Regions from separate parts of the Homo sapiens genome. Here region 2 is linked to region 1. The links are chromatin loops, found by intact Hi-C in ENCODE. Cell type or tissue: Caco-2. All regions are shown on one strand.

What was found. A loop is a pair of places that touch in the nucleus more often than their neighbours do. Peaks named below come from ENCODE experiments on the same cell type or tissue, not always from the same donor. Only the 100,000 strongest peaks of a DNase experiment are listed, where the experiment ranks them.
Region 2: a loop joins it to region 1, with 5 times the contacts of the local background. A loop is called at or near these places in 2 of 110 quality-filtered maps.

What each region holds. Positions count from the first base shown.
Region 1 is chr4:99,154,050-99,162,049 of GRCh38, reverse strand. It overlaps LOC100507053 (a long non-coding RNA gene), which reads right to left. Exons shown (of 10, transcript NR_037884.1): 3 at 4,471-7,505. It also overlaps the pseudogene PCNAP1. Among named protein-coding and RNA genes, the nearest start is that of ADH4, 14 kb to the right of the region's middle. RefSeq lists an enhancer at 4,267-4,832. In Caco-2, no CTCF peak of the experiment used is centred here; no DNase peak of the experiment used is centred here.
Region 2 is chr4:99,216,177-99,224,176 of GRCh38, reverse strand. ADH6 (alcohol dehydrogenase 6 (class V)) reads left to right here and starts at 4,931. Exons shown (of 9, transcript NM_001102470.2): 1 at 4,931-5,042; 2 at 7,915-8,000. The coding sequence starts at 5,025. All of the region lies in intron 4 of LOC100507053 (a long non-coding RNA gene), which reads right to left. RefSeq lists a promoter at 4,589-4,987. In Caco-2, no CTCF peak of the experiment used is centred here; a DNase peak (open chromatin) is centred at 4,926; H3K4me3 peaks cover 978 bases.

The DNA.
Region 1 (8,000 bases):
AAACCTAGTGTCCCAGAACAACCACATTTATTCTCTCACAGTTTCTGTGAGTCAGGAATTCAGGAGCAGCTTGATGTACCAGTGCGGGGTTTACCATGAGGTTGCAGTGAAAGGTTGACTGGGACTGTAGTCTTTGAAGACTTGCCTGAGGCCAGAGGATCTGTTTTCCAAAGACCGTCATTTGGTTGGCAAATTAGTGCTGGCTGTTTGTGAAGGTCTTCAGTTTTACCACCTGCGCCTCTTCACAGTGCTGCTTGAGTGTCTTTGTGATATGAAAGCTGACTTCTCCCAGAAACAGTGAGAAGTCACAATGTATTTTATGACATAGCCTCAGATGTCACACACTGTCATCTCCACAACATCTTATTAGTTGCACAGTCAGCCCTATTCAATGTGAGAGATAGGCCTGCTGGGACAACAGTTCAAGCAGGTGAACCTACACAGCATGAAAGTATCACACATTTCCTTAGTGCAGCTAACCCTGTGTGACCAGGGCTTCAACACATACCACTGTGACCACAACCTAGCCATGAGCATGAGCCTCACCAGCATGTCCAAAATGCTAAAATACAACAATGGCAGTGAAGACATCACTACATGGAGGGCTGAAGGTACTATGGATCTCTTGGTGCTAGAATTTGAAGCACTAAATCAAGAGAACTTTTAGACTGTGAATTGAAGTTAATGACTCTAGATGTTGAGCAACTTGAAATTCCAGAACAAGAGTACAGCTGTGTAATAAAGATGCATTCTAGTGAATTTGTTCATATATGCCAAGATCTCAGTCATATTGGAGAGTCTGCTATAATTTCTTGTGCAAAAGATGGAGTGAATTTTTCTGCAAATGGAGAACTTGGACATGGAAACATTGCCACAAACAAGTAATTACAATAAAGAAGAGGAGGCTGTTGCCATAATGATGAATGGGCCAGTTCAGCTAACTTTTGCACTAAGTTACTTAAATTTCTTTATAACAGGCACTCCACTCTCTCTTCCCAGTAACACTCAGTATGTCTGCAGATGCACCCCTTGCTGTAGAGTATAAGATTGCCGGATATGGAACATTTAAAGTATTATTTGGCTCCCAAAATTGAGGATGAAAAAGGATTTTAGAAATTCTTAGAATCCAAGAAAATAAAACTAAGCTCTTTGAAAATTGCTTCTGAGATTCCAGCGTGTACTGAAGTCATTTCCATCAAAAAATTTATGCCTCTGAATACACAGGTAGATGCGGTTTTCTGTAAATAACATATTTTTTCATCTATCTTCTAGAATCTATTTAAAGTACAAAATCCAAAGTCAAATCTGGTCTCATTAACCTAGAGAGATATCTGCTTTACTTACAAATATTCCTTCTGATTTTTATAACAAGAGGGTTATAAAAGGGATCTTGACTCTAAATGCAATTTTTAAGAATTGTGTTTCTGATTTAAATAAAGTTTAATCTGAATTTTAAATGTCAGAAAAGAAACTACTATAGCACATTGGCAGAGTAATTTTGTCTTTTGAATCTACTAATAAAAAATGCAGTTTGTATTTTGTATGTCTGTTTTTATTTACGATTTTACATTTCTAACAACTAATTTTATTATATTTTACACAAAGTACCAGTCCACAATACACTGAAAATAAAACAAACAAAAAGTCATCCTTCACTATGGATCACTCGAGAAAGACTGTCCTAAACCACAGATATGCTGCAAATTGAATGGAAGATACATGAACAGGCATGACTTGAGTCCTGGGGGGAATTAGCAGGTGCTTTATTTTTATGATGGTCCGGGGAGCATTCTGGAAATGATTCTAGACATCTAGCATCTTTGGAAGATTACAACTCATATTATCTCTGGGGAGATAACAACTAGAAAGTTGAGGGCTGTGGACAGACTCTAGGACCAGGAGCAATTGCATCTCTGTCCAGGCAGTTTGACAAAAGGAGAAGAAGCTAAATCTGAAGAGAGAAAATCCAAGTGCCTATGACTGCTGGCAGAACATGGTGCTTGTAGCTCTTTATCAGGAAATCTTCAAGCAGCTACTGGACATCTTTAAGTGTTCAACCATGGTTTGCATTGAGCACCCTGATGACCTCAAAAAAAAATGTGCCCTTTCCAATATCCCAGATTTTTTTTCATGGTATCCTGATAGCTAGAGTGCCATCTATAGACCAAGAGATAGTACATATATCTGGAAGAGAAAACCTGAAGAATGTAAAGACCTGCTGGCCATTATCAAAATATAATTATACAGTTATTTACCTGGGGAAGATAGATTAAAACCACCCTAACTTACATCTATAACAAACGTTATTTATGTAATTTTTTTATTATACTTTAAGTTTTAGGGTACATGTGCACAACGTAAAATTAGGCCTTTAAAAGTCTTCAACAGCATGCTATTTTTATCTAGCATCTACAAGTCTTGAGGTACCTTACTAGTGTTTTCCAGAAGGGCTCCAATTACTCTTTTGGTACTGAATTGTTTCTTCCTAAGTTACGATCTATTCTCGGTAGCAATTGTCTTCAGCAATTCAGTAGACATTCTCTCCAATGGCCTCTCTTTATGCATAGATCCAGCCTCTGGGAGTTTCTGGCAGTCTCACAAAGAACTAAACCCAGAATCATCCATGGATCTGCAAAACGTACAATGACTAAATGCAGATCTAAGATTAAAGGAAACGATTTTTAACAAGAAAGGGTTTTTGGTGTTTTTTTTTTTGTTTTTTTTTGAGACAGAGTCTTGCTCTGTTGCCCAGGCTGGAGTGCAGTGGCACAATCTTGGCTCACTGCAAGCTCCGCCTCCCGGGTTCACGCCATTCTCCTGCCTCAGCCTCCCGAGTAGCTGGGACTACAGGCGCCCGCCACCAGGCCAGCTAATTTTTCGTATTTTTAGTAGAGACGGGGTTTCACCGTGTTAGCCAGGATGGTCTCGATCTCCTGACCCCATGATCCGCCCATCTCGGCCTCCCAAAGTGCTGGGATTACAGGCATGAGCCACCAAGCCCGGTCAACAAGAAAGATTTTTAAGCAACATTAACGTTCATGCTACAGAGGCCAAATTTATTCTGTCATTATTTCAAGCTGGCTCAGTGTGCAGACGTTCCTGGCCCTAGTCACTCCACATTCAGTAAACAAGTAGTCTATAAAATGACAGTAGGTCAGGCATTATTAGTAGGGAGGCACTGAGTACATGATTTGAACAGAACAGACACGGTCCTTACCTTCACAGAGCTTACAGTCTCATAAGGGGAATCGACATTAAACACATAAACACACAAATAATAGATGATTACAAATTGTGGTAAATATTAGAAAAAGATTATTGGCTGTTCCAAGCCAGAATGAAAAGGTAGACTTATTTTAGATTGGAAAGCAGATTTTAGTTTTCGAGGTAAGCTGTAACGAACTGTAGAAATGAACTCTGAAAGTATAGTCCTAAGATAAACTGTAAATACTAAAATAGCAATGTGTGTGTATAAAATACTTAGATATTTTTATATTTGTACTAAGCCTTTTAGAAAATATGGCATTCATTGTCTTTAGAGCTATGTTCTCTGGCTTTTAGGTTTTTTTATTTGATTTGACGACTGTGCTTTGTTTCTACCACTAGCAGAATGTGAAGGTGTTTGACATATGATCACTCATTTCGTATTTCATTAATATCCAATAAAACATATGCGATGTTTGACAACTCAGTGTCTCTTTCTTCATTATCTTCCAGTCTCTGACCTTCATTTTCTTGAGGAATAACCCATTACACTGACCCTGCCTCAGGGCAGCTCAGGTCCATTCTGTGAACGTTTCCCTGCTATTCTGCAAGTGCACTTCAGTCTTGCATGTTATATTCATCCCAGAGAAATCGCAAGATGAAACTGAGATAAAAGTGAGCCCACCAAATTTTGAAAGTATTAATAAAAGTTTAAAGTACTATGAAGGAAAAGTATAGGTGGCTTGTAACTCAGGGTCCTGACCTAGTCTGAGAGATTTAGGGAGGCCCACCTTGAAGAGGTAATGTTTAAGTAAAATCTGAGTAATACAGAAAAGTTATATTTGCCTGGTATCTCAATACTAAAATAATTATATTAGTATGAATTGTTGACTTACAGATACTCATCTAATGATGAAAAAATATTTTTCCTGCATTCTAACTATGACCTAAAGTAGTAATCCGATAGAGTAACCATTAACTTTACAACAATAACAGTACAAAATCTCAAATGTAAACAATCTCTCAAACATAAAACTGAACAATTTCTCAAAGTTCTATTTACAGATAACAGCAAGAGAGGGGAGACTACAAAGCCCAAATTTCATCGAACATCCTAAAACTTTCAAGATCAGCAATTTGACAGCAAACATGAACTTTGTAATCAAACAGACTTCAAATCAAACCTCTGCTTCCCTAACAAACACTGAAAAGATCAAACGGGGTAAGCATGTTGTCTTATTTGTTAATATGGTACATAATACTTACCTCACAGGGTTGTGGTCAAGATTCAATTGATTATGTGTACAAAGTGCCTGATGTTAACTAGGCACTCAATGAGGGTTAGTTTCTTCCCACTAAATAAAAACAAACAGAAGTTTTCTCTTAGCTAACATTTTAAATATCAAACAAGATTTATAACAGAGACAAACCCTATTATAAAAATCAAACTATTAAACAGAATAAGACTTCTTTCCCTTCCCCAAGATGAAGACTACAGGAGCAAAGGTCATTTAGCTGGAAATTTAATTGCATATTTACTAGAATTGGGTATTTCAAAGTCTCTTTTCTGGAAATCAGAGATCTGTCATTGAAGAGTCACATTGCTCCATTATTTGTGCTCTGGCTGGCCCAAGGGAGAACTTGACTCAGCCTAAATAGAATGACTTGTAGATTTGTGAAAGCTGTGTGGTGACCTCGTGTTAATCATGTGGCAATTAAAGTGTCCTATCTTTCTCTCCTCAATATAGTTTTAGACCACATATTTTTCAAGGATTAATGTTTATCCTTGAGATGTAGGTGTGTGTATGTTTTATACACATGATAAAATCAGTCTAAGAGTGAAAAAAAAAAGATGAAACAGTAATAAAAGTGTGATTACTGTTCAAACTAACAGAAATATCACCCAGGAGAACCAGCATGGAGGACCAGGCCCATCCTAGATCTGGGACCCCAAAGCTACTATCCCACAAATTGTTCTGTAGATAGATAGATAGATAGATAGATAGATAGATAGATAGATAGATAGATGATAGATAGATAGATAGAAATAGAATTTAATATCAGACTCTATTGCCCTAGTCCTGAAATTCTGGTGCTGTTCTAGCTGGAGATGTGGAGATATCTACTAAACTTCAACCAAGTGACGGAAACTTAGGGGAATGATTTTTAAGAGAAAGTAGATCCAGGGAGCAAGACCACTGGGATTGGGATTCTCTAGGCTGCTCATATAATTGCTACAGTGAATGTTTGAGGCGGGCACCAGGAGAGTAAGATACCCATGAGATTTCAGGAAATTAGGACAAGCACTAGAGAGCCTCTATAAAGAAATCATGAAGAGCTTTCACTTTGGCTCATTAGAAACATTTTTTGTTTCTTGAAATTTTCTTAATTCAGACCATTTACATGGTCTGAATTCCCACTCCCACCGAAATTGTTTTAATCATCCCACTGGCCAGCTTTCCTCCTATCATCTGTGACACTGCACATTTGCCGTACTTTCCCTCTTCTGGTATTTCCCAAAGCACCACCGACCCAAGGCCCCAGTGGATAGCAGACTTTGCCAATGGTTTAGGAAAGATAGGGAGATTACAGCGCAGTGCAATATGAACAGACAACAGCATTAAATTCAGAGTTAGATTCTGCTGCCCTGGTGTTCCCTGGCCATCTCCACTTACGGAATTTTTCTCTCTTCTCACTCATCTTATTCAAGCCTATTCTTGTCCTTCTCTAACTTCTCCTCCAAGTAATGGTACTACTGTTGCACTAACCCAAAAGCAAAAGACCAAATATTTCTCCTACTTTATTACTTACAACAATATTATTTTATTTTTATTACTTACAACAATTTTTTATTTTTATTATTTACAACAATATATTATCTACACCCCTTCCATCAAATCACTGACCAGAACCACGGTCCCATTATTACCCATGACCATTAGGGCACTTTTCCTACACCAATGTGAACTTTTTTTCCCTCGGCTAATTATTACAAACTATAGGCATATTCTAAAATAACGCTTTTTATTCCAGTTACAGAAGTATATACTTGCTAAACAGATGTGTGCAGATGCCTTGCTAGTTTTCAGGTGGAGTTTATTTTAAAATGGTGTCACTCTGGATCACCTAGGCTCCTGCTTTCCTAACATTCCCCTCTCTACTTACAAGAGGACCCTTAATCGTAAGGGCAAAGGCTGGTCTTCTGTAACTTCTTCCTGCTGACAGTGGATGTTCATTTTGGGGACAGGATTTTCTCATAAGGGTCTACAGTTGGCCTCTGGGGTACCAAGGGAGGTCCTCATTTACATGGTATCCTGATGAGTCTACGGGCATAGACCCTGCCAAGTATTGGAGGAGTAAAAATCTCTAGATGCCTGATCTAGATCTAAAGACACCTAAAGGCAGGGTGTCTTTATTTCCCGGTTCAGAAGACGGGATGGATTGGAAGCTTTGTGTCAGTATCATCTTTATGTGGAATTGTTGTAATCTAAAAAACACAAACTTTACCAAGAATTTAAACAAGCAAGGGCCAAAGATTAATAATAAGACAACTATCAAAGTTCCTAGGAAGGGCAACAACCAAGTGAGACTCAGGAGGGTGCTTCTAATGGCTGACCAGATACAGTTGGGATTGGTGCCTTGGTTATATTTACGCAACCACACAGCTTGTTCATGTATTTTCTGTATATCTTCTTCTATGTGACCTGAGGTGTTTACATAACTGCAGCAGGTTATATTGATTATGGTGCACACTCCTCCTTGTTCAACCAATAAGAAATCTAGTGCTAATTTTCAACGAATAAGTAATCTAGTGCTAATCTTAATTCATCTAAAGCATCCCCCATTTTATGAGACAGTGTTTAGAAACGAATAAGTAAAGTTTTGAAGAGTTGCCTAATAATAGGCAAATTTTCCCTCTGGGGCTCCAACTCCAGCCAATATAAGGCCAATTGTCCACTTGGCTCTCAGGTGAGTGATTTTATATAACTGTGTATTAGAGGACTTTGCTTGTCATATTGTACATTGACCCCTGAACCAAACATTTTCATATACACTGATAACCATGGGTTTCACAATATCAAATAAGACAAGTCTTTTATAGGCTGATCGAATGGGTGACCACATAGCCATATGTATCTGCTGGGGATGCAAACCTGTGTGGGATGGGAGTTGTTAAGAAGATTGAGTACCTATAGGAAAGAGTAGGAATGTTACTTATCTGTTTATTTGTAAAACCACAGCTTTAGGTCTCCTAGGGGTTCGCAAGTGTGGGTTGTGATTTTCTCAGGTGCCTGCAGGGACTCAAGAAACAGGTTTAATTTTGGACATGTGTACTCAGCTAGTCATTCAACTGAAATTTAACAGCAGTGGAGGTGCTTAAAAATAACCTGATAGGGGCCCTTCCATTTGGGTTGTAATTAATCTTTGAGGGATTCCCTCTTTCCAAGTTTTTAATAAGACTAAGTCCCCTCATTGAACAGGGGAGCTATGAATATCTATGGACGTGGTCCTGATGCATGTATATTGAATGAACATGCATGTAACATATGACATTGTTTACTTGGGGTGGAGACTTAACCCTTACCTGGCATGGTCTTAGATCCTGTTTATAATTTGACATCTTATTGCCATAAAGAATCTTTTCCGGCTGGGCGCGGTGGCTCACACCTGTAATCCCAGCACTTTGGGGGAGCCAAGGCAGGTGGATCATCTGAGGTCAGGAGTTTGAGACCAGCCTGGCCAACATGGTGAAATCCCATCCCTACTTAAAATACAAAAATTAGCTGAGTGTAGTG
Region 2 (8,000 bases), 62 kb before region 1:
ATCACCATTCAGGACATAGGCATGGGCAAGGACTTCATGTCTAAAACACCAAAAGCAATGGCAACAAAAGCCAAAATTGACAAATGGGATCTAATTAAACTCAAGAGCTTCTGCACAGCAAAAGAAACTACCATCAGAGTGAACAGGCAACCCACAAAATGGGAGAAAATTTTCGCAACCTACTCATCTGACAAAGGGCTAATATCCAGAATCTACAATGAACTCAAACAAATTTACACGAAAAAAACAAACAACCCCATCAACAAGTGGGCGAAGCACATGAACACACACTTCTCAAAAGAAGACATTTATACAGCCAAAAAACACATGAAAAAATGCTCACCATCACTGGCCATCAGAGAAATGCAAATCAAAACCACAGTGAGATATCATCTCACACCAGTTAGAATGGCAATCATTAAAAAGTCAGGAAACAACAAGTGCTGCAGAGGATGTGGAGAAATAGGAACACTTTTACACTGTTGGTGGGACTGTAAACTAGTTCAACCATTGTGGAAGGCAGTGTGGCGATTCCTCAGGGATCTAGAACTAGAAATACCATTTGACTCAGCCATCGCATTACTGGGTATATATCCAAAGGACTATAAATCATGCTGCTATAAAGACACATGCACACGTATGTTTATTGCGGCACTATTCACAATAGCAAAGACTTGGAACCAACCCAAATGTCCAACAATGATAGACTGGATTAAGAAAATGTGGCACATATACACCATGGAATACTATGCAGCCATAAAAAATGATGAGTTCATGTCCTTTGTAGGAACATGGATGAAATTGGAAATCATCATTCTCAGTAAACTATCGCAAGAACAAAAAACCAAACACTGCATATTCTCACTCATAGGTGGGAACTGAACAATGAGAACACATGGACACAGGAAGGGGAACATCACACTCTGAGGACTGTTGTGGGGTGGGGGGAGGGGGGAGGGATAGCATTAGGAGATATACCTAATGCTAGATGACGAGTTAGTGGGTGCAGCGCACCAGCATGTCACATTTATACATATGTAACTAACCTGCACATTGTGCACATGTACCCTAAAACTTAAAGTATAATAATAAAAAAACAATGTAATCAAATAGATTTATAGAATTTTTAAATTTACCTTTAATTAGCTATCTTTAAAAATCTTTAACTAAATATTTGACTCCTATACCCAGGCGGTATTCAAATGGGTGCATTCCATCAGTCACCAACAGCGAGGGAGTATTGAAATCCATCCATCACTAGTCCTAGAAAAGCAAAAGACACCCCTACATTGCTAACAGTGGATTAGAAGCTTCACCTTTATAGAAAAAACAAACACGCTGAGAATTTAGCAAAATTGCAGGTATTCATATTCAAAGCATCAGGCTAACACAATGTTTCATACAACAGTGTTTGTGAGAAAAACTAAGCTGAAGGTTAGAAAACACAGAGTTATCGTGCATTTTTAAAATTAATTCTCAAAAATACTTAAAGATCAAAGTCACCAAAGTTTTGGGGTAAATGCAAAGAGTAAATCTAATTATCTGAGGAGATGAGATAGGCATTGATAACAATTTGACGGAAAGCATGCTTTTATTTATGGAATGGCCACTTGTGCAAAGTTGAGAAGCAATAAAAAGAACAGAAAATCTGCCATTTCTGCCACTCACATTAACTATGACTAATAGGTAATGACTACTAATGAGCCCTAGAAATTTATTTTAAACAGTATTATCCCTACCTTGAAACTTAATTCCAGAACTTAACCCAGGAAGAAGGCTTTTTTCATTAACTTATTCACAAAGACCTCATGCAATTTACATTGCTGAAATAGCTATCAGGAAATACTACTTCTGTTTAAATACACTTTATTGGAATTGACTTGATAATTCTTTTTTTTATGACTTAGGAGCATTTGATGTTGGCACCAGTGGTAAAACATTAATATTGCCTTTGTAACATTAGCACGATGTGTGGTAACAGAATAAAATGTGCTATAGAGGATCTGGGATAAACTTCCCTGAGAGGAAAAAAAATGCAGGCCAAGCCTCCAGAGCTTATGCAAAGACTCTTAGGCAAGAATGGTATTAACCCATTCCACCCCACAAACAGAAGCCATTTGTTAGAGGAACCTCTTGAACTTAGCATTTACAGGATATGAGCTGATGTAAGCTCTGACATCACTTGACTGTCTCTTTCATTTATGGAGAGGGAAATCAAGACCCAAAGAAGTACAGTGAACTTCCAGAATTACATAGCCAGTTACCAATTGAGTAGATTCTCCTGGATTCTCAACTACTCCTTTCTTTTTTTTGAAATAGAGTCTCACTCTGTCGCCCAGGCTAGAGTGCAATGGCATGATCTTGACTCACTGCAGCCTCTGCCTCCCGAGTTCAAGCAATTCTTATGCCTCAGCCTCCCAAATAGCTGGGATTATAGGGGTGCACCACCACATCTGGCTAATTTTTGTATTTTTTTTGTAGAGACAGGGTTTCACCATGTTGGCCAGGCTGGTCTCAAACTCCTGACCTCAGGTGATCCCCCCACCTAGGCCTCCCAAAGTGCTGGGATTACAGGTGTGAGCCACTGCACCCAGCCTGCGACTCCTTTCTCTACATCAACCTTCCATGTTATTCTCACATTTTGTCATTTCACCCCTTGAATTCAATGCCTCAATCACACTGAGGTCCTTTCAATGCTTCCCCCAAAGTCTGCCCCTCAAAGAATGATCTCAGGCTCTCTTGTCTCTGAGCCTTCACACTTGCAGTTCTTTGTTTTGGAACCCACCCATGCCATACCCCAACCCCACCAAACTCCATGTCTCATTATCTCCTAGCCATTGTCCAAATCACAGTTTAGCAAGGCCTCTAAGTTCTCAGAAATCTAGGTTATATACATTTTCTCTCAGTTCCCAGACAGAAATAAACAAAAGAAATAAAGCAAAACAAACCCAAAACAAACAGAAGAAACGAAATAAGAAAAATAAGAACAGAAATTAATGAAACAGAAGAGAAAAATGGAAGAAACAAGAGCGCTGAAAAGTTCAACAAAATTAATAAACTAAGAAAAAAAGAAGACACAAATAACTAATATTAAGAATAAAATGGCCTGGCGTGGTGGCTCATGCCTGTAATCCCAGCACTTTGGGAGGCCAAGGCGGGTGGATCACCTGCAGTCAAGAGTTCAAGACCAGCCTGGTCAACATAACAAAACCCCGCCTCTACTAAAAAAATACAAAAACTAGCTGGTCATGGTGGCGGACGCCTGTTATCCCACCTACTCGGGAGGCTGAGGCAGGAAAATCACTTGAACCCGGGAGGCGGAGGTTGCAGTGAGCAGAGATCACAGCACTGCACTGCAGCCTGGGCGACAAGAGTGAAACTCTACCTCAAAAAAAAAGAATAAAACAATATGGCTGCAGACACTGCAGACATCAAAAAGATAATAAGGGAATAACACTATTAACAACTCTACACAGATAAATTTGACAATTTAGGTAAAGTTGATCAATTCCTCAAAATTGCAAAGTATGAAAACTCATGAAATAAGAAATAGATTATTTGTATAACCTTATAATTATTAAGGTAATTTAATTTATAACTTAAGACATCTCAAAAAGGAGATTCTACCAAACATTTAAAGAATTAACATAGGTTGGGAATGGTGGCACATGCCTGTAATCCCAGCACTTTGGAAGGCCAAGGTGGGTGGATCACTTGAGCCCAGAAGCTCCAGACCAGTCTGGGCAACATAATGAGACCCCACCTCTACAAAAAATACAACAATTAGCTGGGCTTAGTGACACACATGTGTAGTTCCAGCTACTCAGGAGGCTGAGGTGGGAGGATCAGTTGAAGCTGGGAAGTTGAGACTGCAATGAGCTATGATCACACCACTGCACTTCAGCCTAGGTGACAAAGCAAGAACCTATCTTTAAAAAGAAAAAATGAAAATGAATAACAGTTCTACACAATCTCCTCCATAAAATAGAAGAGGTGAAAATACTTCCAAGTTCATTTTATAAAATTAATATTACTGTGACACCAAAACCAAAGATGGTGCCAAAAAAAGAAGAAAACTAACATTAATAACTCTCATGAATATAGACACAAAAATCTTTAACAGAATGTTAGCAAAGTGAATCCAGTGACTGATATATAAAAAAGAATTATACATCAAGTGTGATTTTTTTCCAGGTATGCAAGGCTGGTTCAACATTTGAAAATTAATCAATGTAATCTACCATATCAACATGCTAAAAATGAAAAATCATATGATTGTATCATTTGACACAGAACAAGCATTTACTTATTCTCTCTTGTCTTCTAGCTAAACCCTGCCCACTGGTGTTGCCTTTTATTGGAAATGTATTTTATCTCCATTCTTCATCAAGATCCTTGGGCCTTGGGTCAAGACCCAGGTCCACACACGGAGATTTTCTAGGGTCCAAATCCAAGTTGGTAGGCCCTGTATGCAAATTAGTTTCACTTCCTCTGAGTAACCAGCTCTGCAAACCAAAGAGTGAGGAGCTCTTGATAAACTACTAGAGAAAATCTGACACCATCCTTATCTGTCAACAAGGGGCCTACATTCAGAAACCTGAAAGAATTACTCAAGTTTAGAGACAAATATGACCATTTTTGTATTTTGAAAACAACAGAAAAGAAATACTTTTGTACACTCTGTTAGAAATTTTAAGTTTGGACATTTAAAAGTCCAAATTTAAAACTCAAAAAAATGGATAATAAGAGGGGACCTGTTTGATTAAGGGAGAAAAAAATAGTTTGCATTTTCACCTTTTGTGCTCTTTCACTGAGATGAGCCTATTTCAGATTACACTTAGGAACTTCCATCAAGCAGCGGGAGAGCCTACTTTTCCTGTTTAATAATTACCAGACTACAGAGAAAGCTCAGGACCCAGCCTTCTGATCTACCAGTCGCCTGTGTACCTTTGTACTTTCTACAGTGAAAGTTGCTACAGGATCTCCCTTTCTCAATAAATTCATCTGCGGTGGAGAAAATCAGCATGAGTACTACAGGCCAAGTAGGTGCAGTCTTATTCTTTATGTTGTGTCATATCTTTGTCAGTTTGTGTGCTCATCTCTTTACCAACATCTCATCACCCAGCTAGTCTCTGGGCTCCTAAAGGTGAGAGGCTGTCATAATCATAGTATCTCTCCTCCTCCTCTCCTTTTTCCTTAATTCCCTTTTGACTTCCCTCAGTTCTTTCATCTCTTCAATAAGTAATGTCCAAGCCCTTTATCAGAATTTCCAGAGTCAAAGATATATCCCCTTCTCCAAGGATCTCACAGAGAGACAATAATTATAAAAGAGCAATTATAAAGCAATATACAAGGATAGTAAAGTAGAAAGAGAATGGGAGCCTCAAGGAAAAGCTCATAACCCAGCTTGGCTTCCCAGAGGTGATACCGAAGGGGAAATCACTGGAGAAATATGAATTCACCAGGTAAAGGAGAAGTGTGTGCAGGCAGATAAAACAACATAAGGAGTAATACAGAGACTGAGAAAATATCCCATGCAAGAAGCTTCAGAATATGTTTGGGGGCTGAAAGGTAAAGCCTGAAACACAAAGTGACAGGAAATAAGGTTGGAGAGACTGACAGAGAGAAAATCCTGATGTCAGCGGATCCAGGTAAGCAAATGGTAACAACATCATTTTTAGATAGGAGATTGGTGTGATTAGGATTATATTTCAAATGGCAATGGTATAAAGGTGATTTCGAAGGTGGTAAAAGCAAGAAAGAGATAAAGCAGAAAGCTTTTTTAGTACTAGCAGCAGTGGAGAAAAGACACATATCCTAGAAAAATTTAGACTGTGAAGATTGAGGGACAGAAAAATTGAGGCTACTTCCCAGGTTTCTACTTGGGTGAGTGAACACATCGCATGGCTGCTAGTTGAATAGAGGTAGCAGAGGGAGGAATATATTGAGTGTTTTGTCCACTAGAGCGTGGTGGAAGGTGGAGATGGGAAGAAGAAATAATGATATGTTCATGTTTTAACATGTTGAGTTTGAGATACCTCCAGTACCTTCAAACAGCAAATGAATACATTAGCCTATAACTTAGGGAGAAATATGTCCCATAAATATAGTTTACTCACATAAAGGTAGTGGTTGAATCTGCAAAAATAGATAAGACCACACAGAAAGAGAATTTATAGTGACAACAGTGGTGGCCTGAAATCAGAACCTTTAAGAACTACCTTGCCACCAACAACTTCTCCAACCTCAATCTGCCAAGAGACACCATTTGATGATTGCCTCCATTCGTTGCTCCATAACTCACCCTTCCACCCCAAAACTGATTTTTCCCATGCTTAGGATCACAAATAACTCCCACACTGTAATGCCATTCCTACCCTGAAACAGCCACCAGGCCACTTTATTCATAGTAATATAAAAAGTATGACACCTGCAATCCCACTACTGGGTACCTACCCACAGGAAAATAGTATATTAAAGGTATACCTGAACTTGCCTGTTTATTGCAGCACTATTAACAATAGCAAAGATATAGAATCAACGTTAAGTATCCATCAACAGATGAATGGATAAACAAAATGCGGTACATATACACAATGGAGTACTATTCAGCCGTAAAAAAGAATGAGATCCTGTCATCTGCAGCAACAGGGATAGAACTGAAGATCATTATCTTAAGTGAAATAAGCCAGGCACAAAAAGACAAATATCACATGTTCTTACGCATACGTGGGAGCTAAAAATTTGAACACATGGAGGTAGAGAGTGGGAAAATAGATAACAGAGACTGGGAAGGGTGAGTGGAGAGGATGATGAGAAGTGGGTGAAAAGGTACAAACATGGCCGGGCGTGGTGGCTCACGCCTGTAATCCCAGCACTTTGGGAGGCCAAGGTGGGCGGATCACGAGGTCAGGAGATCAAGAACATCCTGGCTAACACAGTGAAACCCCGTCTCTACTAAAAATACAAAAAAATTAGCCAGGCGTGGTGGTGGGCGCCTGTAGTCCCAGCTACTCAGGAGGCTGAGGCAGGAGAATGGCATGAACCCGGAAGGCGGAGCTTGCAGTGAGCCGAGATCGTGCTACTGCACTCCAGCCTGGGCAACAGAGTGAGACTCCATCTCAAAAACAAAAACAAAATAAAGTACAAACATACAATAAGATAGAAGGAATAAATTCAATGTTTGATACCAGAGTAGGGTCACTATGCTCAACAAAAATGTATTATACTCAGATAATGGACACCCTGAATACCCTTACTTGGTCACTACACATTATATACATTTAACAAAATTTTTCATGTACCCCATAAATAGGCACAATTTTTTTTTTTTGAGATGGAGTCTCGCTCTGTTGACAGACTGGAGTACAGTGGCATGATCTCAGCTCATTGCAACTTCCGTCTCCCAGGTTCAAGCGATTCTCCTGCCTCAGCCTCCTGAGTAGCTGGGATTACAGGTGCAGGCCACCACACCTGGCTAATTTTTGTATTTTTAGTAGAGATAGGGTTTCACCATGTTGGTCAGGCTGGTCTCAAACTCCCGACCTTGTGATCCGCCCGCCTCGACCTCCCAAAGTGCTGGAATTACAGGCGTGAGCCACCGTGCCTGGCCAATAGGCACAATTTTTTTAATTAAAATCTTTAAAAGTATGACATCTATCCTCTTGGTCATGTTACATTTTGTAAATATAGTTGGTATTTTCAAAACTAATTTGAATACAGAGGCTGATAGTACAAGAAAACTTAAATTGGGGTCAGAAAGACTACCTTCAGCATATATTTATTCTTTTTTTTTTCTGCAGTGCGGAAAGTTGGACTAATCCAATTTAATGATTCTATAATCACTAATATAGCAATCTTCCAACTCCCAAGCTTAAGGAGCTTCTCTTTCTGCCCCTGTATTCTATTTCCCAGGTCATCAGATGCAAAGCAGCCATACTCTGGAAGCCTGGTGCACCATTTTCTATTGAAGAGGTAGAAGTGGCCCCACCAAAGGCAAA